5 separate regions of the Mus musculus genome follow, and all the other regions are linked to region 3. The links are chromatin loops, found by intact Hi-C in ENCODE. Cell type or tissue: left cerebral cortex. All regions are shown on one strand.

The links. A loop is a pair of places that touch in the nucleus more often than their neighbours do. Peaks named below come from ENCODE experiments on the same cell type or tissue, not always from the same donor. Only the 100,000 strongest peaks of a DNase experiment are listed, where the experiment ranks them.
Region 1: a loop joins it to region 3, with 5 times the contacts of the local background. A loop is called at or near these places in 2 of 42 quality-filtered maps.
Region 2: it touches region 3 in a loop (3-fold over the local background); 2 of 42 quality-filtered maps call a loop at or near these places.
Region 4: a loop joins it to region 3, with 3 times the contacts of the local background. A loop is called at or near these places in 3 of 42 quality-filtered maps.
Region 5: it touches region 3 in a loop (2.2-fold over the local background); 2 of 42 quality-filtered maps call a loop at or near these places.

What each region holds. Positions count from the first base shown.
Region 1 is chr9:113,339,425-113,344,424 of GRCm38, reverse strand. All of the region lies in intron 4 of Gm39436 (predicted gene, 39436), which reads left to right. Among named protein-coding and RNA genes, the nearest start is that of Gm39436, 17 kb to the left of the region's middle. In left cerebral cortex, a CTCF peak has its summit at 2,207; DNase peaks (open chromatin) are centred at 1,255, 2,087, 3,377 and 4,168; H3K27ac peaks cover 4,673 bases.
Region 2 is chr9:113,257,541-113,262,540 of GRCm38, reverse strand. No RefSeq gene overlaps it. Among named protein-coding and RNA genes, the nearest start is that of Gm36367, 36 kb to the left of the region's middle. In left cerebral cortex, no CTCF peak of the experiment used is centred here; DNase peaks (open chromatin) are centred at 670 and 2,085; H3K27ac peaks cover 2,195 bases.
Region 3 is chr9:113,504,203-113,509,202 of GRCm38, reverse strand. All of the region lies in intron 2 of AU023762 (expressed sequence AU023762), which reads left to right. Among named protein-coding and RNA genes, the nearest start is that of Gm36540, 38 kb to the right of the region's middle. In left cerebral cortex, no CTCF peak of the experiment used is centred here; DNase peaks (open chromatin) are centred at 176, 928, 1,412 and 2,115; H3K4me3 peaks cover 800 bases; H3K27ac peaks cover 3,639 bases.
Region 4 is chr9:113,175,022-113,180,021 of GRCm38, reverse strand. Gm4657 (a long non-coding RNA gene) reads left to right here. Exons shown (of 3, transcript XR_871299.1): 3 at 4,771-5,000. Among named protein-coding and RNA genes, the nearest start is that of Gm4657, 22 kb to the left of the region's middle. In left cerebral cortex, a CTCF peak has its summit at 2,818; DNase peaks (open chromatin) are centred at 73, 2,463 and 2,750; H3K27ac peaks cover 4,561 bases.
Region 5 is chr9:113,585,121-113,590,120 of GRCm38, reverse strand. AU023762 (expressed sequence AU023762) reads left to right here and starts at 2,969. Exons shown (of 5, transcript NR_040760.1): 1 at 2,969-3,028. In left cerebral cortex, a CTCF peak has its summit at 2,644; DNase peaks (open chromatin) are centred at 2,165, 2,663 and 3,435; H3K4me3 peaks cover 287 bases; H3K27ac peaks cover 1,602 bases.

The sequences.
Region 1 (5,000 bases), 160 kb after region 3:
GGATTAACAAATTCATACTCATAATGGTCAGGTCTGTCTGCTTCCTCCCTCTCCACTTCTTCCCACAAAGAAAGGCAAGCTACCATAGTGTTTTCAGGTGGACAGCAGTCTTGGGACCAGCAACGACTGTCCTGCTGTGCCTTACACACTGACTTCAGCTCTTGTTAAGTTTTCAATCTGAATGTCCCCAGCAGGTGATGCTCTTTTGGGAGATTGCAGAACCACCAGGAGGTGGGACATAGCTAATGGAAGCAGGTCACTACCCGTGGGCCTTTGAGGATCATAGCTCTGCCCCTGGGCCCTTTAGACCCTATGCTTTTTGATCTATGGTGTTGTGAGGAACCTTTGCCACACTCTCTGGTGGCCTCGAATGAAGTTTTCTGCTATGTCTTCCTTTCTGGGATGGATAGAAATCCCTTTGGGACCATGAGCCCAAAAATATTCCCCCTGTGCTGCTTAGGTTTTTTGTTTTTTGTTTTTGTTTTTGTTGTTTTTGTTTGTATGTATGTTTTGGTCAACTTGACATAAACTAGAGTTATCTGGGAACAGAGAAACTCTGTTGAGGAATGTATCCATTAGATTGGCCTGTGGGCAAATCTGTGGAGTATTTCCTTGATCAGTGATTGATGTGAGAGGGCTCAGCCCACTGTGGGCGGTACCATTCCTAGGCAGGTGGTCCTGGGTTGTATAAAAAAAGCAAGTTGGGCAAGCCATGAAGCAAGCAAGCCACTGAGCAGTGTTCTTCCATGGCTTTTGCTTCAGTTCCTGCTTCAGGTTCTTTCTGGAGTCCCTTTCTGATTTCCTTTCACTCTGGGCCATGGTGTAGATGCATAGGTCAAGCTAGCACACTCCCTCAACTTGTTTCTGTCAGGTGTTGTGGTTGCAGCAGTGTGAGAGTGTCCAATGCAACCCCTGATGCCTTAACTCTGGCCATTTGCTTCTTGACTGTGAAGTGGAAAGCACCCATCTTGCTTCTCCAGAGCCTGTTGAGGGCATTCTGTGGGGGAGGGCTGAGAAGTCATTTGCAAATGCCATAGTGCCCCATGGATGTTGGCACTGCTTTAGAACATAGGTTATCAAGTGTTATTGGATCTGGATAACTGAATAACCAATCTGCCCATGAATTTATGTATGTGTGTATGTGTATGCATACATGTAGGTATCTATGTATCTACCTACCTCCCACCTACCAACCATGTGCTCTCTGCTAATGTGTATTCTACTAATTCAGGGATTTTCAGAATAAGGAGCTTTGGTTTTCTAGAAAGCCCTCAGGAAGGGGTGGGGGAGTTAGGGAGTAAAAGTGCCTGCTCCAGTGTGGTGTGTATAGTGATGTTTTTCCTATGGAATGTCCCCCAAAGATTCCTTAGGTATTGTTTCTCCCATGAGACCTTCAAGAGCCTTTACTAGCACAGCGGAGCAGGACCTAAGCATGCGTGTACTGGCACAGCTGGTCCTCCTTGCTCATATGTTTTCATTATCTTCTTGTAAATATCTCCCGCCTGAGGCCAAGGGAGGTCAGTCCAGTGATGGATAAAATGCTGATTTTTACATCCCTTCCACTGCCGGCTAAAGATTCAGGAATGTTTACCAGCCTGCCGGTTGAACTTTTAGGCTTCTCCAGAGAATAACGATTTAGCTGCACATGTGGAAACGTTGTCATTATCTGTTTAGGGCTGACCATGGGAGAACAGTGACCAAGGAAGCTGGAGGGAGTTGGGCCATGCCTCTTGCTCTCGTTTTCTCTTCCTCTAATTTACCCTGGGTCTGCCTCTCCCTCCTCCTCCTCACAGTCCAGCCGTGCAGCTGCATTCATTTACACCCACCAGTTCTGCCCAAATCTGCCATACAGGGAACTGAAGGGCTTGCAGCCACAGACTCATTTCCTAGGCAGTGAATTGTAATAACACAACAGGACGGGAGTCTTGATCTGGCGCACACTCCTTGGGTTTACCAGAGGTAACAGCATAGCTTGGGAGTCTCTCTCTCTCTCTCTCTCTCTCTGTGTGTGTGTGTGTGTGTGTGTGTGTGTGTTTAGTGGGTAGGTGTCAGTACGTGGGCTCTGGGATGTGTCTCGTGAACACCAGCGATGAAGAGCATTGACAGCACTTGCTGCTTGGTAATGAGATTCAGTGTTATAGGACTGTTATTTTTAGGGTTTAAACTATGAAAATCTCGTTTCCCCACTAGAGGCCTCTTTTCTGTCATTCTGGAGCACACCAGGTGAGAAACCCAGTGTCATCTTTGAAAGTAATAACAGATCACAAGTTAGCGCATAAAATACTGCTCTTGCAAGTCTGGTTGACAAGAGTGAGCTTAAAAATGGAATTTTGGGTTGGGACAAGCAAGGAATAGACACAGGAAGATAAATTTGAAAGTACTGAGTTAAATGAGGACAACGGGGGGCAGAATCTTGAAATGGACATATTCCTTGTGGCAAATCAAGTATCCATGCCCATTGCAAGTCTGCCTGCCCATGTCTGTCTGTCTGCCTGTCTATCCATCTATCCATAGTCATCTTGCACCTATCCTTCCATATGCCTCTCTGTGTGTATGAGTTGCCACTGGGTATACCCTACTGTACACCTCTAGGTGGTTTTGGTCTAAATCCCCTCCCTCGGTCACCTTTACCTCTTCATGCTCACACATACTTCATATTTGTCTGATTCCATGAGTAGAACTAGTAAAATGATTTTGTGTAGGTTTGGAAGCCTTTCTGGTTTGGCAATATGGGCTCTTGAGATAGAGGTTTCGATTATTCTATATTCTGATCCTATCAACCAGTGCATCAAATGTAGCTACTTAGAAAAATCCAGAAGTTTGATCATGGAGGTGCTCATGGCTTTGATGACAAGTCACATGTGTGATGATTTTTGAATGTGCTGCCTTGTGTCAACTTTTCTTAGGAGGACCAAACTTGAAAGAGGAACCCTGTCTCGAAAAAACAAAACAAAACAAATAAAAAAGTCAGCACCAGTCTCTACCCAAAGGCCGGCTCTGTCAAGCTTGTGTCCCCAATCAGAATGGACGTTCTTTTCTGTCTGCCTGATTCACCCTGGCCACAACTTTCTCACTATACTCTGTTTCTTGGGTCAAAGTGGTAGAGCCAAGCGTGACTTCCTGTTCACCTCTCAGCTGGTGTGCCCACTTCCAAAGCGATTCCCAGAGTGTGGCTCCTTCTCCTCTCACTGCTCGCTGTCATGATTACTTCAGTTGCTTCCTTACTGGCTTGTTTCTTCAGCAGCCTCCTTGCCTGGAGCTGTCCATGCAACTCTTCAAAATCCTCGGGGGTGCCACCACGTGGCTGTTTCCAAATTCTCTGAAGACTCCTCACTGAACACTTTAGTGCTTTGGGTCTGCCCATTCTCCGCCTCCAAGGGCAGCAAAGGGAGGCTCTCTGTCCACACTTGGCCTCCTCCTGACTCTCTGACTCACTGATTCCCTCCCACCTTCCATTCTCCCTGCCCACACTGTTTTCTTCCCCAGACGAGAGTGCTTGTCTGGCATTCCATTTTGTTTCTATTCAAATGTCACCTCCTCGGAGAGAGATTATCTTTGAGGATTTGAAATAAAGCACCATCCCTGGGTCCCATCCTCTCTGCACTGCTTCTCTTAGCCTGCTTGATTTTTTTTTTCACAATGGTCGTCATCTTCTGACATCCTATGCCTATGACTGGTTTCTCTGAAGGCAGGGTCAGCTTCCTGAGACAGGGGACTTTTCTTGGTCAGCATTATCTCCAGTGGCTGGAACAGTATCTAGCATGTACAAGGTGCTCATGAATTATTTGTTAGCCAAATGAAGGTTGGTGAAACGGCTCTGTGGGTCAAAGCAACTGCAGCCAAGCTTGACGACCCATTGGACTTATGTGGTTGGAAGGAGAGAACTGACTGACTACTCGTTAGCTGTCCTCTGACTTTTCCATGCACTGTGGAACTTGCACACCCACACACATGAGAGAGCACACACATGCTCGCGTGGTCCATACACACAAATAAACTAGGTATAAAAAATATAAATGAACAAATGAGGGTGTTGCTGGTGCTTTCTACAATGCCTTTATACATTATCTCTAGCAGTCATGTTGTTCAGATGCTGCTGGACGAGCAGTAAGGAAGTGCACTGAAACAAAACACGTTGAAGGTGGGATGATGCTCCTGATGACTCACACACTGAGAGCTCCTTGATCGGAGGAAGTTGCTCAGTAGAGCAGCTGGTAGATGGAGGATCCTGACAGGCACTGAAAACCAGAGACAGAGCAAGAAGCATAAGCAGAGACCATGGAGGAAGGTTGCTTACTTACTTCAGCCCACTGGCTTTCTTGTGGAGCCCAGAACCACCTGCCTAGGAATGGTGCTGCCCATGGTGGGCTGGGCCCTCCTATATTAATTAGCAACCAGGATCATGACCCCTAGACATAGCCACAGATGAAGTTGAGCTGGGAAGTTCTTCAATGAGGCTTCCTCCTTCCAGGAGTGCCCTGTGTTGTGTCAGGTTGACAAGAAAAATTAAACAAGATGCCAGGTGACCTATAAAACTTTCTTCTGGTTTTAAGTTTGCTATCATGGTGCCAAAAAAAATTTCTCTGTTTTCATAGCACCTTAAAGCACATTTCTGTAAGGGATGGATAAAGGAAAGGTGGGCTTCTTAAAATGATTGGCAGTAGAATTTTATTTAGTCACAAGGGCAAAATAAAATTACGAACTTTGCAGGGAAATGAGTGGACCTAGAAAGCATGATATTACAGGAGATGATCCAGGCTCAGAAAGACAAATAATTCATTTTTTCTCATATATGGATCATAGCTTGACTATAATATATGTTTATCTAGGTGGCAGCGAATGTAGGCTGAGCCTAGGAGACCAGAAAGGGGCCAGAGAGGGGGCTAAAAGACGCTATCAGAGAGGGTAGGTAGGGAAGACTATAAAAAGTAAGATGTTAAAGTGAAGAATACAAGGGCCAAAAAGATACAGTTGAGGGGAAAGAGAATGTGTTGGGGCTA
Region 2 (5,000 bases), 250 kb after region 3:
TCACCACAACCAGTTTACATGAGGCTGAGTGATGGACTCAGAGCTCCACATATGCTATGAACATGCCAATGAGCTATTTCTCCAGTTCTGAAGAACTAGTTTTAAAAACGCAAATCAGAGCTAAATTTTAATCTCTCATGTGCATAACTAATTTTTCCAAGACCTTAAGACAGAAGCCCATGGTTTGTTTTTAATATCAAGAAAGCACACGTCAATAAACACTCTATTCCCACACCACCCTAAACTCATCCCATCCAGTGACAGTGAAATATACACTGACAAGAGCAATAAGAAAAATAATAACGTGATTGCAGGATTGATGCCTATTTCTGGCTTCATAAATAAAGGACTCGGCTGTCAGTGATGTTTAATTTTTGTAAACGCCTCTGGAAATTTAAGTATGGTAAGAAAACATTAGTCGGAGATAATGTTCAATTTCTCCCAACATAAGCTTTTAAACCTTGGCCGTGTGCAGTTTTCAGTCTGGGGCAAATTCAGAGCAAATCTCTCTGGAGCAGATTGTGGCGGGTTTGTTTTAAATAGGCTAGCTTTGTGTTACGGTTCTAGAGGGCAGGAAGGTAGAAATGACAGCAATAACAGGGGTAGAGAATGCCAGAAGCCTATAGCCTCACGTCTGCAGAACAGAGATGCTCTCCTCTATACATGAATGTGGACTCCCATATGCCACATGCCAAGTTTGGAAGGACCAAGGGTTGTGCACAGGAACGGTGGCCACAGCTCCCTGTTGGACATCGTGATGGCTTGGTGTTTTTTTCTCCTACACAATTGCTCTGGTGTTGAGTCGCCTCCCTGGAGCAGTATCATCAGCACATGGGTTGAGTAACAGACAATTTCCTGTTATCTCTGCCCTGTCTATGAAACTAGAGAAGCTAGCCAGAGAGATATGGGGAGTGTGTGTGTGTGTGTGTGTGTGTGTGTGTGTGTGTGTGTGTGTGACTGCCAGAGATCCATTCTACTGCCATCTCTTCAGAACAAGCTCATTAGAAAAGAAAGCAAGGAAGCTACATTAGGGGTGTTAGGGTTAGGGTTAGGGTTAGGGTTAGGGTTAGGGTTAGGGTTAGGGTTAGGGCTCTTAAGTGCTCTGTTGGACATATAGAAGTGGTTTTGTGACCTCAAACTTGTATCAGATCAATGAGTGCTTGCTAAAACACCATTTTTTTTTGACTGCTACCTGTGTTATGAAGGTCTGGGAGTGTGGATGCAGAAATGTGAATTCATAACCAGTGCCATGTACTGTTGATGCTGCATGCCAGGAGACCATCTTATGAGAACCCTTAGTCTAGGGTCTCTTGTTCCTGATGCTGGACTGTCATAGGCCAAGAGATGCATCTTTCTGCACCTATGGGCCTAAGGATGCCCAGGAAGCGTTGACACACTGAAAGAATAAACAAGAACCCTTTGTGTGTGTGTGTGTGTGTGTGTGTGTGTGTGTGTGTGTGTGTGTGTGTTCAGGTACCTTCAGCAGAGAGAACCTCACAGAGCAAAGATATGGGCTGGCCAGCAGATCAACCACAGAGTATGACCAGCCCTCCCAAATCTCCTAGAATTCCCCCTTTATTCCTGTGTTAGTGGGGGGTTACTGTTGTTCTGACCTCAAAATCTGTGGATTGTGACTGTGTCAAAATGTTGTCTATGTGGGGTTGTTCAATGCATCCACTGTTCCTCTCAGTTACTTTGCTCACTGAAGTGTTTGTAAAGTTTCCTCATATCGGTACATACCCTTCCAGCCGGTTCATTTTACAGCTCTCTCTCCCTCTGCTTTCTCTGTCTTTCTGTCTGTCTGTCTGTCTGTCTGTCTGTCTGTCTGTCTGTCTGTCTGTCTCTCCTTTCTCTTCCTCCTCCCTCTCTCCCTCCTCCCTCCTCCTCCCTCTGCCCTCCCTCTCCATCTCCCTCTCCCTCCTCCTCCCCCCCCCCTCCCTCTCCCTTTCCACAATGCACACATCTCATTTTATTCATTCTCCTCTTGATGGGAATTTGGAGTATTTTCAACTAGAACTGATGACAAATTTTGCTGAGATTAGCTCTCCTTTACACACAGTTTGGCTCACACAACTCCCTTTCGGCTGTTTTGGTGCTTGCGAGAGGAATTGCCATTCCCAGGACTGGCAGATATCCAGCTTCAGTAGACACTGCTGAATACTTCTAAAGTTGATTTACTAATTCTTATTCTCCCAGGAGAAAGCCAAGGGTTCTAGTTACATAGTTACAGGTACAATGTAGCAGGATTATTGTTTAGAAGCTACCAACACAAATAAACATTCAAATTACAAACTTTCCTTTGCTTCTATTGTGGTTTCTCTCCTGGTTTGCTTCTCTGTTGCTATAATAAACACCATGACCTTAAGCAACTCAGGGGTCGGGAAAGAGTTTGTTTGGCTTATGGTGCCATGCCACAGTCCATCACTAAAGGAAGCAAAGCAGGAACCAGGAGGTAGGAACTGAAGCAGAGACCATGGAGGAACACTGCTTGCTCCCACCAGCTCAATCAGTGGCCTTTCTCATAGAGCCCAGGCCCTTCTATCCAGAGATGGTACTTCCTACATTGGGTTGGACCCAGCTACATTGATTCCAATCAAGAAAATGCCCCACAGACATGCTCACAGATTAATCTGATGGAGGCAGCTCCTCAGTTCATTCCTCCCTTCCGAGGGACCTTGGGTTGACAACCAAGATTAGATATCACTATTGGGAATTAGTTGTCGCTGAAAGACTCATGAGCTTTATCTGGCTTTATCTCCAGCCAGTGGCACTCCTGGAAAGTGGTGAACCATTTAGGACAGTGGTTCTCAACATTCCTGAAGTGGAAATTTTTAGTTTCTTCAGAGACTCAATTGTGTCATGTGATGTTCTTCTGGAAAATGTCTTATGAGAGGATGTTTTGCTAAGAACAGACACGTGGTGCTTCTCTGGAGGTAGCCTGGAAAAAGGTCATGTGATGTTTTTCTAGAGCGGATGCTTGAGAGATCATGAGATACTTGAAAAGAGTATAATTATAGCCAGTGGATGACATTAGATGGCATTGGTACACCTTGCCATTCTTTGCTGGCCATCATTTGTCATGACTTCATAGAAATGTACCAAAAAATCTTCTGGTGGTATTCCGGTGGCTGCTTCTTGCCATTTCTATGGACGCAGGCCAACTGGTGGAGCCTTGTGGTTTCTTCTGGATCAACCTTCCATTGCTGATTCATGAAGGATATTTTTGAGTGGATCAAGCTGCCACTGCTGACTTGTGTGAGCTGAACTGCTGATATCCTGACAACACAGATTATATTTGCTCCAATGTTTCTAAACACATCTTCCTTAGCTCTGTTAACCTTTCATTTCCACTACCTCTGGTGGGTGGTGGGCTAGAAGGGACAGTAAGACATTTAAGAATCCTTATTAAAAGTAGGTTTTGAACAATCTAAGCCTACATATTCCTAATGCTGTGACCTTTTAATGTATTTCCTAATGTTATGATGACCCCCCCACCATAAATTATTTTCATTGCTACTTTACAAGTGTAACTTTTGCTACTGATATGAATTGGAATGTAAATATTTGTGATTTCTGATGGTCTTAGGCAACCACCAAGGGGGGCACAACCAACAAGCTGAGAATCAATACTTTAGTGGGTGTGTCCTAGTGGTAAGGGGTTAGGGTACTGGGATACTGATCCTTTCTTTTGTTGCTCCGTTTTCTCTTAGATACTACAAGATGAGAAGGTTTTCTCTACCACCTGCTCCTCACCATGGTGTTCTGTTTGGCTTCAAGCCCAAAGCAACAGGGCCAGGTGATCATGGACTGAAGCCTGTTCTCCTTTTACAGTTGCATCTCAAGTGATTTGTCCTAATGACAGCAGACAAACACATCACCCCTCTCTCGCACCCAAACCATGCTGTCTAACTCTGTGCATCTGGTTTCCTTTTGTCTTTGTGGAGTGTTACAGAAGCTTCTAGGTTATTCCATTAAATGACCTCACCAATCGAAAAACACAGAAAATAAAGCTAAACAGGCAAGGAATACTTCATTGAAGACCCAAGGAATACTTCACTTAAATAGGGAAGAAGCACTCCATGGGCTCTGCTCAGGTGAAAGGAGAGGGAGTTTGAAGCCTTCGGTGAGCCAGTGCAAGAGTGATGGAAGATATTTTTCGGAAAGTTAAAAAGTTACTTATCCATCAACATATGGTACTTAGTGCTTAGGAAAGTTAGTCTCTTAGTGTCCCACGGAGACTAGGAAATAGTGGCCTTAAGTGGTATAGTGATCACATTTAAAGGGATGGCTCCCAGCTTCTTGAGGAAGACATTTACAATTTATAATATTGGCAATCTAGTACCCAAAGACAGTTTACTTTGCGAAGAGACTAAGAAAGAATTTTTACTATCAGATTTTCCTAAAGTGAATCCTATAAGAAAAGGAAGTAAGAAAAAAAATCTATGGTTGGACAAAACCAGTTTAAATTTTAGTAAACTCCACATTATCCACCCAATGATCTCTGGACTCAGAGGTGCATTGGGACCACTTCACACCTGCATCCAGTGTGCTTGCCGCTCTTCAGGAGGTGGGTCACAGAGAAGGTAGAAGAAGGATGCTGCTCATAGTGCTAATGAGAAGGGTGAGTGAAGGAGGGACTAAGAGATGGTTCCAGTCAGGGCTTTCAAATGGGTACCATTCTCTGAGTCTAGGCCAGGGTAAAGGGGCCTCCCCATCTCGGCAGAGTCTGCTTGTGATTGTGAGCTGTGTCAACACAACCATTGTTTCTTTAATCTCTTTGAGAGGATGTATAATCTAAGCACTAGGACCAGGATATCATAGGCACATCATGAGGACCAACACATCACAGCCACATCATCACAACACAGGGTCCCTGACTCCCTTTTGTTTTCTCACTTTCTGGAAAGGTAAGGATAAGGGCCGTGGTATGATTAGTTGTGATTATTGTCTTTAAAGTGAGATTATAGGTAACTATTTTATTTTATCTAAACCTTTCAGTG
Region 3 (5,000 bases):
GCTCCCACCTTACTTCTGAGGGAATCCATACAGCGCACTGGGAAGTCTTGGAAGGAGTGGGTGAATTCTCTGACTTGCTTATTGGAGACATGTGGCACTGTGCCACCCAGGGATGCCATCTGTGGGTTTTGGGATGAGCCAAGTAATCTACATTCTTCTATTCTTTTCTCCCCTCTCCATCTACCACAGGAGCAGGGTGATGACTAAGCTTCCTTGGTAGCTTGCTGGATTTGGACTCACCTTGGAGACACGCCTGAGGTGTGTCTGTGAGACTGTTTCTGCTTAGACTTTAACTGAGTTAAACTGAGATGTGAACGTGGGCAGTACTTTCCCATGGGTTGGGATCCTAGACTGAATAAAAAGGAAACCTCAGGAGAAGATGAGTGCTGGCATCCATCTGACTGTGGATGCAGTGTGACCAGCTCCCACATGCTCCTACCGCCATGATGAATGGTTTCCCCTCAAATAGCAAGCCAAACTCAACCATTGCTCTGGCCCTGAGAATTTGCATTTTAATGCATAGTATACAGCTAGAGAAACTGAGGCTCAGAGGCACAGTGGGATGCCCAAGGCCTTTAGAGACTCAGTGTTATCCTTGGGGCTGGGCCTGGTCTGTTGTCTTGAGCTCTTTCCTGGGCTCAGTTTAGCAGCATTCTGGACCCCACAGGAGACCAGCCACCAGCAACGCTTTCCTGCCTTCCTCCTCTGCTTAAGAGTGGAATTTCCGCTGTGATATGTACAATTGGACAGTCCCTGGAGTCTGGGACTCTGGCCTGATCTAATTTTATACTTTGGTGGGTCATTGAAGAGGGTCCCAGTGTCCACTTTGGAACCTTCTGCAGCCCAGATGTCTACACAGAGGCTCGGCAGCTGGAAGATTGTCTCCTTTCATAGGCAAAGCCTTGCTTGTCACACAGTGGCATCTCTGTGCAAGGGTAAATTTGACTCCTCTACTTTGGAATTATCCTGTGCTAACAGAATTCTCAGACTCACAGGTACGTGGATAATTAGGACTCTTGTTAATCATTCTGTGTCCCTCTCCCCTCCCCCGCCCTCCAGCAATGAGATTCACACAGATTAATTACTGCCTGCTATAAATAAATGTAGAGAAAAGCAATCTGCATAGGAGAGGCAGAGGGTAACTGTCATTTAATATAGCGCAGCTTTCCCGCACACCTGTTCTCCCCTCGCCGTCACCATGGAAACCACACTTTATAAGAGAAGCTATGCATAATTAGCATGGATGGAGGTCTATATCAATCAGAATAATTTGGAAGAATACTAAAAGCCCGAAGGAGCAGGCAAAAACTACTTGTCTCAGTAGGAAGGGATCAGATCTCCACTGTGTGGTAAATGAGGAGGCAGTTACAGTAAGAAATCAGCAAAACTAGAGATTCTGGGTCAGCCGAAAGATGGGGCGGCAGCCTGCCTGCGCGGGAGAGAGAGAAAACTTTGTCGTTGAGTTTGCTTTTCTTTTCAAGCGCTATTTAGGGCTGCGCAGAGGAAACACGAGCCAGACAACCAGATATGTACATCGCAAGGTGCCGGTGCTGGAACTGCAAGAAGTTTAATTGAGTGTGGGGTGGCTGTGCGCACAGGGGACCTCTGCGTCATGGTTGGCAGTGGGCCTGGGGTGAGAAGCTAGAGGGTCTTGGTGCAGAGTGTGGGGCTTTTCTACGGAACATCGAGAAGTGGGGCTTTAGGAGGCTTGGAATTGCCAAATTGCTTCTGAGTGTGGGCAGGGACCTTAGTTTATTTCCGTGCCCTAGTTCTTGGAGGATGAATGGAAGTCACAGAGAGAAGAAACAAGCCCGAGGTTTCAAAGCCGCTGAGGTCCTTTCTGAGACCAGGGCTCAGCATGGTTTCTCCTTCACTATGTTTGTTGGGCCATGGGGCCAGACCAGGGCTTTGCTCATCTAGGATAGGAACTCAGGCCTTTCCCAGAGCACCTGGCAGACACAGGTTTCTGTGTGGTTTTCTTTCAAATGCAGATATGTCTTCAGTCACGTGATTAAAGCCCCTTGGTTCTACAAGCATTCATTTTTAGTAATGGGATAATAGCGTGCTCAGGACGCATAAAGTTTCCTGTAAATTATACATTTCCCAGTAGGCACCAGGGCTCACTGTTCATAGAAATGGACATTTACTTATTCAACACGCATGCGTCACCAGTTGGTGTGTGTCAGGATCTACTGCAGGTGCTGGGCATAGTCATGTCTAGGACATCATCTTCCGTTTTTGTAGATTCTGCAGTCTGCTGGGGGAACACGAGATTCTAGCCCGGAAACAAACGAATAACGTCTTAGATAGTTGTAGAGTGCCCAGATGCAGGTGGGCAGCCCTCAGGCCAGGGCCTGGGCCAGGACTTTGGAATGTCCTCTACTTGCCGAGATGTGCAGCAAACAGAAGTCTTAGGTGAGGAGGTGCTGTGGTTGGGGGCCACCACTCTGGGGGCGTCTGTCTGCCCATTAATTTGAGACTAGTGTAGGCCAAGAAACCCCCAGTAGCTCCTGTTGTCCTCACAACAAAGTAAGGGTTTGTAGCTCAGCTACAGGGCCAGTGGTCCTGCCTCATCTTTCTTCATTGCTATTCTGTGCTTTATCTCTTTGTGGTACTGCTAGGAGTTGAAATAATAAAAAGGCAGACTAACGGCAAAGCGTAGGGAATAACATTGAACGTTTATAAATCAGCCCTTACCAATGTACCTGGTGTTATGCAAATTGCTGTGTGATGTTTAACTCATTAACTCTTCAAAACACAGAAACTATCATTAAGTTGATTTTGCAGAAGAGAAAAGTAAGGGGGGAGAGATTAAGGGTTTTTTTCCCCCAAGGTCAAATACCTAATTGAATGATGTTCTAGGAGTTGAAACCAAAACCTGTTTATGCCATTAACCTCTGTGCTAATTTGATAAATCACTAGCATCAGTATGTTAATAGAAAAGGCTCAATTTCTACAGTTCTCACATTAAGAGAAACGAGAAGCAGAAACTACCATTGCGGTATGTGTCTGATGGGCAGAAAAATATTCGAGATCCAATGATCTCCAAAAATCTGCACAAATTTTACCCCTCAGATTCTCCCTGGAATTAGAATTCTTGCAATAACATGGTGAAATAGATCTGCTCTCCGCCTTCAGGGTGAAGAGATGGTAATTCAGAGAAATTAGATAACAAAGTGAGACCTCCAACTCTCAGTGCTTCATTAAAGTATGGGATGCCTTTCAGACATCCGTCAGAAGTCCTGGGGTGACTACAGACCCTGGGTGACCTGCTCTTGGCCACTGGTAGCATCTTTTATATAGAGATAGGATCTCATGTATTCTAATTTGGCCTTGAACCTTCAGGGTCGTCAAGGATGACCTTGAACTTCGGATCTTCCCCCTTCCGGCTCTTGAGTGCTGGGGTTACAGGTTTGTGCCATCATGCCAAGTCTACGCGGTAGTCGGGATGGACCTTGGGGCACTCTACCAGGTTATAACTCCAGCCCACGATGGCCTCCTTAGAGGTTCTTCAGGGGAACCTGGAGGCTTGCATGCTGTAGCATCTAGGGGTGTATTTCTCAGCACTCTCAAGGAACTCAGTGGCTGTGCTTCAGTGCCATGTTTGGTCTTGCCCACCAGACTTAATAGAGACATTTTCTCCTTCTTGTGGTGCCTGACAGGTTTCCACTCAGACTCTTCTTTGCGGGTTGGGTTTTCTGTGTGCTGGCCTGTCACATTTGTGGTCTTAACCCTTGCTCTAGCTCTTTCTCCTCAGTGCTGGTGAATCACCTGCCATCCTTTGGCATTGATCTTCCATTCCTATCCAAGGTCTGCCATTGCCAAGCTTAGCAGGTATCAGAATGAATCCTTCAAAGTCCCCACCAAGAGCCAATAAAGGTTTCTCCTTGTCCTTCCCCAAAGAGAGCTCGCTTGTCAGGTTCTTTTCACCAGCGTGAGGGTCATCTACTGGACCAGTTATACCGTCACTGTTTATTGTTCTCATTTGGCTGTTGAATTACTGGTACCTTCTTCTATACCATTCAGTTTTCAAGGGCCTGCTGTCTAGGGATGGAGGAGACTTCTATAAGTATGGTGAGCAAGGAGGACAAGGGATGAGCCCAGGAGCTCTCAGTGTTTATAAAGGTTAAATTGACTCCTTTACCCTATTCTACTTTTTGAGGACAAGTGAGCATGTGTGTCTGAGAACAACCTGTCACACTATTCTGGTTGACTTTTATGGTCAACCTGATACAAGTTAGAGTCACCCGGGAACTTCAGCTGAAGAATTGCTTTTATCAGATTGGCTTGTGGCCACATCTGTAAAGGATTGTCTTGATGGCAAATTGATACAGGAGGGCCCAGACCACTGTGGGTGGCACCATCCCTAGGCAGGCATTGTCAGGATGTATAAAAAAAGCTAGCTGAACATAAGCCAGTGAGCAAAGCAGGAGACAGCATTCCGCCATAGTTTCTGTTTCATTTCCTGCTTGTGTTCCGGTCCTGACTTCCCTTGACGACGTACTGAAACTTGGAAGTATAAGCTGCAATAAACCTCTTACCCTGCCAAGATGCATTTGGTCATGGGATTTATCACAACAATAGAAAATCAAATTATGCCGGGCATGGTGGCGCACGCCTTTAATCCCAGCACTTGGGAGGCAGAGGCAGGCGGATTTCTGAGTTCGAGGCCAGCCTGGTCTACAAAGTGAGTTCCAGGACAGCCAGGGCTACACAGAGAAACCCTGTCTCGAAAAAAACAAAACAAAACAAAACAAAAAAAATCAAATTAGAAAACACATTGAGTCTATGGAGAAGGCATTGAAGACTCTTCATCCACAGTGTATGCCCAGGCAGGGCTCTGTCCATGGTTTCTTGAAACACCTTCATGGGCAGCTCAGACACAACTTGTTTGTATCAATTAGCCTTCCCATATAAGAAAATATATCCCTCCCAATACTAGTTTTAAAGAGCAACCATTTATTTAGCTCATGTATTGCGGGGATGTTTCTTCTGACCTA
Region 4 (5,000 bases), 330 kb after region 3:
GGCTTCCTGGATCTCTACTCTGAGCCCTCTCTCTGCCATGACACAACTTTGTCCTTCCAACTGTCTGGCAGGCTAAAGGCTGGAGTATTCCTGAAATCTGTGGGTATTTGGAACACCAGAGCCTCAGAAGAGCCTGCAGAAAAACCTGGATTGCATTTCTCCAGAACTTGGAAAGTGTGGTCCCAGCTAGCCTGATGGATTCCTTCCCTCTGCATAATGAAGAATTAAGAGACAAGAGAGTAGCTCAGGCCAAGGTCAAAGTGAAGTTTATTGTCATGCTTTATCTAAGTAGAGGAGGGGCCCCAGAACCAAGAGTCTACCAACTCTAAGGGACTCTGCTTACTTATTTGAGTTTGTGTATCCCCCTGTTCTCCTTTTGGACTGAAGGTACTCATATGTGCCTTATGGTGAGGGGACTGGGTTCCCGCATCTGTCTAGGAATACAGAAATAGCTGCAATAGACCAATGCCCCTTCCTTGGTGCATGTGTTCAAAAACATTCACTGGTTGGCTGGGGTTAATGATAGTCCAACCCTTTAATATCCTCATTGGTGTAACAGAGAAAGAGAACTTACTACAGGTGGAAACAAATTTTCTACTCATTTGGGGAAATGAAACTTACTGTAGGGCTCAAAGAAACCTGTGTAGGGGGGCATGTAATCTGTACAGAGATCTGGGCTTGCAGAGATCAAGTGGGGGACTGTGGATTTATGTAGTGCTTGTATATATTGTCACATATATGGGTTGGATGTGGATCTGTCTACTCTTGTGATTCTACTGTGGATCTCACTAGGCAATCACAAATATTAAATGTTCTCCTTGGGTTGCTCCGTGAATGAGTGCTAAGGTTGGGATTTGGATATGAGTGTGTTCATGTTTCCAGTTCTGCTCCATTAAATCAATTCCTTCTGTTCTGTGAATTGTGGGTAAAACCACACACTGATATACAGCCTGTGACAAGGGCGTGCAGCCCTGCCGTTCTTTTTCTGCAGTTAGTTACCTGTGCAAGATGTCCTCACTCAATGGTTATAGCAGATGTGTTTCTCCTTCTGGGCTTTGTTTGTTTGTTTGTTTCCATTTCTTTGTTTGCAGCATCGACCATTAATTTTTCTTTTCTATGACTTCCGAACATTCCAGTTTTATGAATGTTTCACATAAAGAAAAGAAAAGAAAAGAAAAGAAAAGAAAAGAAAAGAAGCCGGGCGTGGTGGCGCATGCCTTTAATCCCAGCACTCAGGAGGCAGAGGCAGTCGGATTTCTGAGTTCGAGGCCAGCCTGGTCTACAAAGTGAGTTCCAGGACAGCCAGGGCTACACAGAGAAACCCTGTCTCGAAAAACCAAAAAAAAAAAAAAAGAAGAAGAAGAAGAAGAAGAAGAAAGAAAGAAAATAGAAGGAAGTAAAGGAAGAAAGACAAGACAAGGAAGAAATGAAGAAAGAAAGAAAGAGAGAGGAAGGAAGGAAGGAAGCAAGGAAGGAAGGAAAAAGCAAAAGAAAGAGGTACTTCCTGTGAAGACGCGCACCCTGGAAAAGGCTCGCGTAGCCCAGGCTGTCCTTGAGCTTACTATGTAGCTGGGGATGACCTTAAACTCTTTTAAATTTCCTAATGTATATGCATGTTTTATCTGCATGTGTGTCTATGTGCACACTTGATAACCATGGAAGACAAAAGAGAGCCTTGGATCCCCTGGGAGTGGAGCTGCAGGTGGTTGTGAGCTACCCTATGGGTGGGAAACAAGGCTAGGTTCTCTGGAAGAACAGCCAGTATTCTTAATGTCTAAGCCATGTCTCCAGCCTGACCTTTCGATTGCTGCCTCCTCCACTCAAGGACTGGGATCACAGGCACGCACCTCCACAACAGACTATATTTTGTCAGTTCTTGAAATCTGAGTTGTGCACACTCCCTTCCACAACAAAGACAGCTCTGAGGCAAGCTTTGCAAACCCTTTCCGGTCCCAAGGTCTCCCTGCTTGTAGAGAATCTGAGCACAGTTTAGGTGGGCACAGCTGCGAGGCATTGTGGGAAGAGATGCAGAGTAGGGTCTGAGACTCCAGGAATAAAGTTTTTATTGTTACCCCAGCTTTGCAAAGAGTTGCTCAAAAATTAGGCTTCTGTCATTCTTTTACACGAGGCCCTCTGAAAAGCAACATGTCTGCAGGCACGCCGTGACTGGGAAGTCTAGGGGCCTGGAGGCTCAGGGGTTGACGGTGCCAATTAACAGAAAGAGTGCAGGCTTGTAAAAGGGCTGCCAGGGACTGGCAGGTCTTCTCTGCTTCATTAGGGTAACTTTGAAAAGGTTGTAGGCAAATGGCACCTTTCACTTTTAAAATCCAACTGGTGGCTTCCTAACCATTTTAAAAGCTTGATTTTTGAGCTGTCCACTGTAGCAAGGACATGGCCAAAGCTAGCATTACTCAGAACCCCGTGGCACGAGGAGTCTATATCTTTCAACGCCTCCGTCTTGCTCGCCATACTTTTGTTAGCTTCCTCCTCCTTGACACTTCCCTTAACCCACCCCCACCGCCCTCCTCCCAGTGAAAGCCCACGCCATATCCCAAGTCTGTTGCGGAGAACAGACTGGAAGACATCTGCCTCTTGCCTTTTTTTCTTTTCTTTTTTTTTTTTTTTTAATTCCTCTAATTGATGGAGCCAAGACTCCACACCACAGCTCTGCTCCCTGAACAAACCAAATGGTGGCTGTTGGCAGCATATTGACAGCTTGCTAATGAAGGGATCCTTGACAGCGTGACAACCTGCCTGGGCTGCCTCAGGAAGCCAAGTCCGCCCCCATACCAGCCCCGAGTAATTAACAGGTGGGGGAAAATAGCAAGAAGCTGCCACTGGGGAGAAGAGAAATATACTCAACCAAATGAATTATGTAGATTTTAAAAAAGATTTTGATTCTGTACTATCTTTCTTATTTCTTGCTAGCAAGCTCCCCTGGAAAGAGTGTTGACTTGGGGGCCAGATGAGCGTGGGTTTGCGGCTCAGTCTGGTGGCCTCCCCTTTCCCTGGCTTTCGAAGCCTTTGCTTCCTGGTCCTTTAGTTTGTGAGACCTGACTGGGTACAATTTGTAAAAACACACTCATAGATGACACTTATCTGTCATAAATTGTTATAAAAAATTCTCTTTTTTTGAGGATTGATTGGCTCAAGTGTTCTTACATATCTATTTCTACCAGTGTTTGATTTAACAAACAATCAGACAAACAAAAATCATGAAGTTTGGTTTTTGTTTTCTGGAGAGCATTAATCGTATGTTTGCGAGTTTGTGTGTGTGTGTGTGTGTGTGTGTGTATACATGTGAGTTTGTATGTGGAAGTCAGGGGTCAATGGCAGGTGCTGTTTCTCTAGAGTTGTCTGTCTGGTTCTTTCTCTTGGACACAGGATCTCTTTGTGAACCTGTAGCTCACTGATTAGGGGAGAGCTGGTGGCAACAGAGTCCCAGAAATCCTCCTGTCTCTTCCTTGGCAGCACTGTGATTGCAAGAACACACCTGACATTTTTTATTATAATAATAATTAGATATTTTTATTTACATTTCAAATGTTATCCCTTTCCTAGTTTCCCCTCCGAAAATCCCCTATCCTCTCCCCCCTCCTCCTGCTCCCTAACCCACCCACTCCCACTTCTTGGTCCAGGCATTCCCCTATACTGGGGCATAGAACCTTCACAGGACCAAGGGCCTCTCCTCCCATTGATGAACAACTAGGTCATCCTCTGCTACATACGCAGCTAGAGCCATGAGTCTCTCCGTGTGTTTTCTTTGGTTGATGGTTTAGTCCCAGGGAGCTCTGGGGTTACTGATTAGTTCATATTGTTGTTCCTCCTAGGGGGCTGGAAGCACAGAGTACCCAATGAAGGAGCTAGAGAAAGCACACCTGACTTCTTATGTGTGTCGGAGATCCACACTTAGTCTTGATGCTTGTGCCGCAAGCGCTTTCCTGACTGAACCATTTCCTCAGCCCCATGGGCTTTGATCTTCGGCATGTTCATAGCATTTTAAATGATTGTATTTTCCTGGTGAACTAACCCCTGTATCATCAGAGGGTAGCTCCACCCTTCCAAATCTCTTGTCATTCTTTCTGTCCTACCTTATGTGTAGTTGGTTTATTTTATGTTTCTGTGTTTTGGGGTGAAAATTGTGTGCAGAGAACAGACAGGCTTAGGCTTGGCTCAGGCTGGCTCAGGTACCACACTCATCTCTTCAATAGCCTCTCTCCAACTCCACCAAGCCCCCAAATAGTCACTGTATCACTGTAAAGAACCCTTGGAGCCCAGCATATGATTCACCTGATTGGACCCCTCCCCCCCCCCCCCCCCAGCTCTGACAGACACCAGGAAAGCAACAGACGCAATGTCTCAAGACCTAAATTTGTAGCTCCTGGTGTTTCACCAAGGGCTGGCTTTAATTTAGGAGACATTCAAGATGATTTAAAGCAATTGCTTTCAAGCTTCCTTGAGGCTTAGATTCCCTTATGAGTTGATGAAAGCTCTGGACTCTCTTCGGGGGGGGGGGGGGAGCCACAAACATATACTTTTAAACAATCCTGGCCCATTCAGTGTATCTCTCAAAGCTGTGAGTGTGCCTCTGTTTAAACATCTATGTTATAAATGCCAGGGAGTGAAAGGAAGTCTTCACTTATGTATTCTTTCATTTATGTATGCATTTGTATCTTAGTTTGTTTAATTGTTATTTTAAACAGTAGCTCACTCTGTAGTCCTAGCTGAGACAGAACTCACTATGTGTATCTATCTCATCTTGAATTACAGGTGATCCTCTTACCCCAGCTTCTTTAGATAAGGATTATCGGCATGAATCACCATACCTGGTAGAGATTGAGACTTTAAATGATTTCAAACTGATTTGTCAGAAGACAGATTGTGAAATTCTGGCAGAAAATTGGCTGCACAGCAAGCTGGTAGGCAGCATTCTTTCATGGTCTCTGCTTCAGATCTTGCCTTTGGGTCCCTGCCTTGATTTCCTGTGATGATGGACTTAC
Region 5 (5,000 bases), 81 kb before region 3:
ATTATGTGTCAGAAGCGAGGGGTGAAAAATCTGGTCCTTGAGGAAAACATCTAGGTATGGGAGTCAACTGGAAATGTAGGATAAGCATAGAATAAGAGACCCTAAACAATTCTGTGACACAACTGTTGGCTCTATAGTAAGTACGCGTTTTTGGCTGTGACTTTTTTGAAGATTAATAAGCATCAAGAAGAAAGGCAACATTGGGGCTGGAGAGATTGATGGCTCAGTAGGTAAGAACAACTAACTTCTGCTCATGTAGGAGGCCTGGGTTCAGTTCCCGACACCCACATGGTGGCTCACAACTGTCTATGACTCCAGTTCTAGGGAATCCAGTGCTCTCGTCTGATCTCCACAGGCACCAGGCACATCATGCATTCATCCGATGTAATTTGATCATATCCTTCCATCACTATCTCTGTCTAGCTCCCCCTAGTGTCCCACCCTACCTTCCTCTCAACTTCCTGTCCTCTTTTTGACTTTGAGTCAATACATGGTAATTATACATGCGGATGTGGTAGAGTCAGGGATTTCAACACATGTGCATAGTGTGTAATAGTCAGATCAGGGTAACTGCTGTGTTGGGAACGTTCACAATCCTTGCTTCTAGATACTTGGAAATAAGCATTGAATATTACCTAGCATCGTTTCCCTACTGGGCTGTTGACTGTTATTAGAAGCTACGTCTCCTATGCCTGAACCTGTTAACCCTCCCCTCTGCAGCTCCACCCCCACCCTCACACCTCCTAGCCTTTAGTAACCTCTCTTCTACTCTCTACTCTTTGAGATCAGCTTTTTAAAGTTTCTATATGGAAGTGAGGACACACTTTGAGTCTGTGTCTGACATTTCACTTGATATAAAGTATTCTAGGGGAGCTGGAGAGATGGCTCAGTGGTCAAGAGCCCTGACTGCTCCTCCAGAGGTCCTGAGTTCAGTTCCCAGCAACCACATGGTGGCTAACAACCATCTGTAATGGGATCCAATGCCCTCTTCTGCTGTGTCTGATGACAGCAACAGTGTACCCACATACACAAGATAAATACATCTTTAATAAATAAATCTTTAAAAAAACAGAAAGTGTTCTAGAGTTCTCATGCTGCTATGGAGGCGTTTATCCCATTGCATGTGTGCATGGTGTGTATTCACCTATTCATATGTGGTGGAGGCTTGGGCTGATGCCACATCTTGGCTGTCGTGAACAGTGCTATAGTAAGTGTGGGAAAGATGACTACTGTCTCTACAACACACTTTCCTTTGCATACAGACCCAGAGGTGGATTTCTGAATCATTTGGTTGTTCTGTTTCTGTTTAAATATTTCCATTATATTTATCCTTTCATTTATTCTCTCTCCTTCTCTCTGTGTATATTCACATATGTATCTGTGCACATGTGTGCATGACTCACATGTGGAGGTCAGAGGATATCTTGGGGGAACTTGGCTTTTTCTTCCCACTATGTGGATCCTTGGGGTTCAGCACAGGTCACCAGTCTTGGCCTTAACCCACTGAGCCATCTTGTCCATTCTAGTTTTAGTTTTGGTTTTTTTTTTCTTTTAAAAATGTGTGTTTCTGGGTTTGTGCAGATGTCCACGGAGTCCAGAAGAGGACACTGGATCCCCTTGAGCAGGAGCTGTCTGTGGTTGTGTCTGACATGGGTGCTGGGGACCAAACTTTTGCCCCCTGCAAGAGCAGTACTGACAAGGAGTCACCTTTCTAGCTCCCAGCTGCAGGTTTTTGAGGGCTACCCCATTCTGCTCTCCACGATGTCTATTCTAATGGACATTTGCATCACGACTGCCTGAAGGTTTCCTGGTCCCTATATGTATGCTTATTATATTTGCTAGGTTTGGGGACTGAGATGGTGTTACATTGTGTTTTTGAGTTACATGTCTGTGATGACCAGTGACATTGGACACATTTTTGTATACATGTTGGCCATCCATACATATTCTTTTGATAAATACCATTCATGCAATTGGCTTGTTTTGTCAATTTATTATTGTTGTGCTGTTGAGTCCCTTATGTTTTAGATACTAGTCCTTGGCCAGTGACTGCAAATATTGCTTCCCATTCTGAAGCGCTGGGTCCAGGGCCTTGCACATAGTCTATAACTCACCATTGCATTACAGTCCTAAAAGGGTGATGGTGCCGTTGGAGTTTACAGGTGTGACTGATGTGTTGGGAGTTCTGACATCTTTCTAGAACCCCCTAGTATATCTGTCACCTCTCTAGTTATGGGGACAAGAAACAGCTTCAGAAGGGAGGAGCTTATTTCAGCTCGGTTTTAGGGGACAACTGACAGGGCTGGGAAGGAGCATGAGGGTGACGGTCACACTGTATCCACAGTCAGAAAACAAGAAAGGAGACAGGAGGAGGGGCTGGGCTGTAAAGCCTTACCCATCCCTACTTACCCTCTAGGGAGGCTCCCTCCTAAAGCTCCCACAACCTTTTAAGAACAGCATCTCTAGCTGGGGACCAAACTCTCAAACACATGCGCCCGTGGGGGCATTTCACTGACCACCTGCACTGAGATGGAAAGTGGTACACCTGACGCTCGAACCTCTGTCTGTCAAATTCTAAAGCCCATGAAAACAGAGGCCAAGCAGGTTCCTGTGTCTCCTTCCTTGGAGGACAATCACTGAGAAGCAATACCTGGAAGAGAAGCATGGGGGCGCTAGAATGTCCAGCCACCAAGCTTTGCCCTGTCTTTCCAAATGTGAAAATGAAAAAAAACAAGTAGATTGAACAATTTATCAAAGGCTGCTTCTCCTAAGATCAGATAGAAAACAAAAACAAACAAGCAAGCAAGCAAGCAAGCAAGCAAGCAAGCAAGCAAGCAAGCAAGCAAGCAAACCGGGATAACACAGAAAACAGCAAAGACTGTCCTCATTTTCTCCCACCTGCAGAGAGGCTCCAAGTTTGTGAGCGGTTCCGGTTTCTTCTGGTTCTACTTCCCTAACTCCTGAAGTTACACAGGGTGCAGAGAAGAAAGAGAAAGACAGCGCAGGATGTGGAGTCCAGCGAACAGAGGTACAGTTTTGAAAAATGGGAAAGATACTGGAAACTGAAGACAAATGTCCCTTGGACGAGATTTTAATTTCCTTGTAAAGTAACGGAACAAATATCAGGAGGAAAGAAATCTAAAATCACACGAAAGGGAATTGAAGCAAGAGCAGCAAGCAGTTCGGGTTTTGTAAACAAAGATTCATGCCAGAACACCCGGCAGCATCTCACTGATGGAATTATGGAATTAGTATATGAAGGAAAAAAATGAATTTAATACATTTTTGGTAATACCCAAGGGGGAGAAGGTGTGAAATCCAAGAGTAACTGAATGTAACATTTTAGAATGTATCTGACATCTGGTTAGGTTGGGATTTCCTTTTTCAAAGTTACTTTTTAGTTATGCTTGATTTCGCTAGAATTTCTGTGAGCATGTGTGAAGGTGGGCATTCTGTTTTGGATAGATGGCCATGATCTGAATCCTACATAAGTAAACACTACCCTCCCTCGCACCTCCAAATCTGCCACTGCGCTAAGAAAGGACTGGGAAAAAGAAAATAATCTTTTGCTTTAACCCCAAATGGATTATTTTGTGCCTGTAGGAATTCCGAGGAAGGTCCCACATGTGGTTCTCACATGTATGTATCAGTGTGTGTGAGCAAGCTCACCTGTGTGCATGCATTCCCATGGACACCAGAGGTCAGGGCTGGGTTCCTTCTTCACTGCTGTCCACCTTACTTAGTGTCTCTCACTGAATCTGGAGTCCCCAGCATCCACCTGTCTCCACCTTCCCGGGGCTGGAATTTCAGATGCACGTCATCATGCCTACGTTTACATGGGTGGTGGGGGTCAAATGCAAGTCCTTATGCTTGTGTGCAAAGCACTTTGTCCACAAAGTCATTTCCCCAGTGTTGATACCTAGGTCTTAAAACCTTTTTGGATTTATGCTTATGGGTGTTTTGTTGGCATGTATGTCTATGTATCCTGTACGTGCCTAGAGACTTCGGGAAGATAGAAGGCGGCATCTGATCTCTGGTACTGGAGTTCCAGATGGTTGTGAGCCTCTGTGTGAGTGCTGGGAATCAAACTGGAGTCTTCAAGAAGAGCAGCCAGTGCTGTTAAACTCTGACCCATCTTTGGACTTTAACATTTTTCTGTGACAATTTGATGACATATCTATTGATCCTTTTTATGGCAAAATGCTCAAAGGTGCTTTAGGTTGACCAGGAAACCCACAGGAAGATGCTGGGAGAGGCCTGGGGTTTCGCTCCAGACTACAGTGTTGAAGGCAAACAATTATTGATGGTTTTCTTTTTCTCTTTTTCTCTTTTTCTATTTTCTTTTCTTTTTCTTTCTTTTTGTTTTGTTTTGTTTTGTTTTGTTTTGTTTTTTGAGACAGGGTTTCTCTGTATAGCTCTGGCTATCCTGGAACTCGCTTTGTAGACCAGGCTGGCCTCGAACTCAGAAATCTGCCTGCCTCTGCCTCCCAAGTGCTGGGATTAAAGGCATGTGTCACCACTGCCCAGCTTATTGATGGTTTTCAAAAAGCAATTCTAAAAGAATATTACTATATTTTATATGTAAATAGGAATGCCAGCCAGCATCCAGTGACTGGACTGGGAAAGAGCTATTCTTCCTTGTTGTCAGGCAGCATGACAAGGGGCTGGGGAGATGGCTCTGGGTGAGAGTGCTCGCTGTGTGACCTGGGATCTCAGCACCCGTGTAAGAAGCTGTGTGCGGTCCTTGCATTTGTATCACCTGTGATGTGGGGATGGAGGCATAAGGACCTTGGGACTTAAGCCACCAGCCTAGCTCCAGCTTGAGTGATAAATCCTGTCTCAGGCGGTAAGGCACAGTGTGGTAAGTAGAACACCTGGTCTCCTCTGGGCACGTATACTCTCCCATATGTGTGCATGCACCACACAGACAAACAGACACACACACACACACACACACACACACACACACACACACACACACAAGAGAGAGAGAGAAAGAG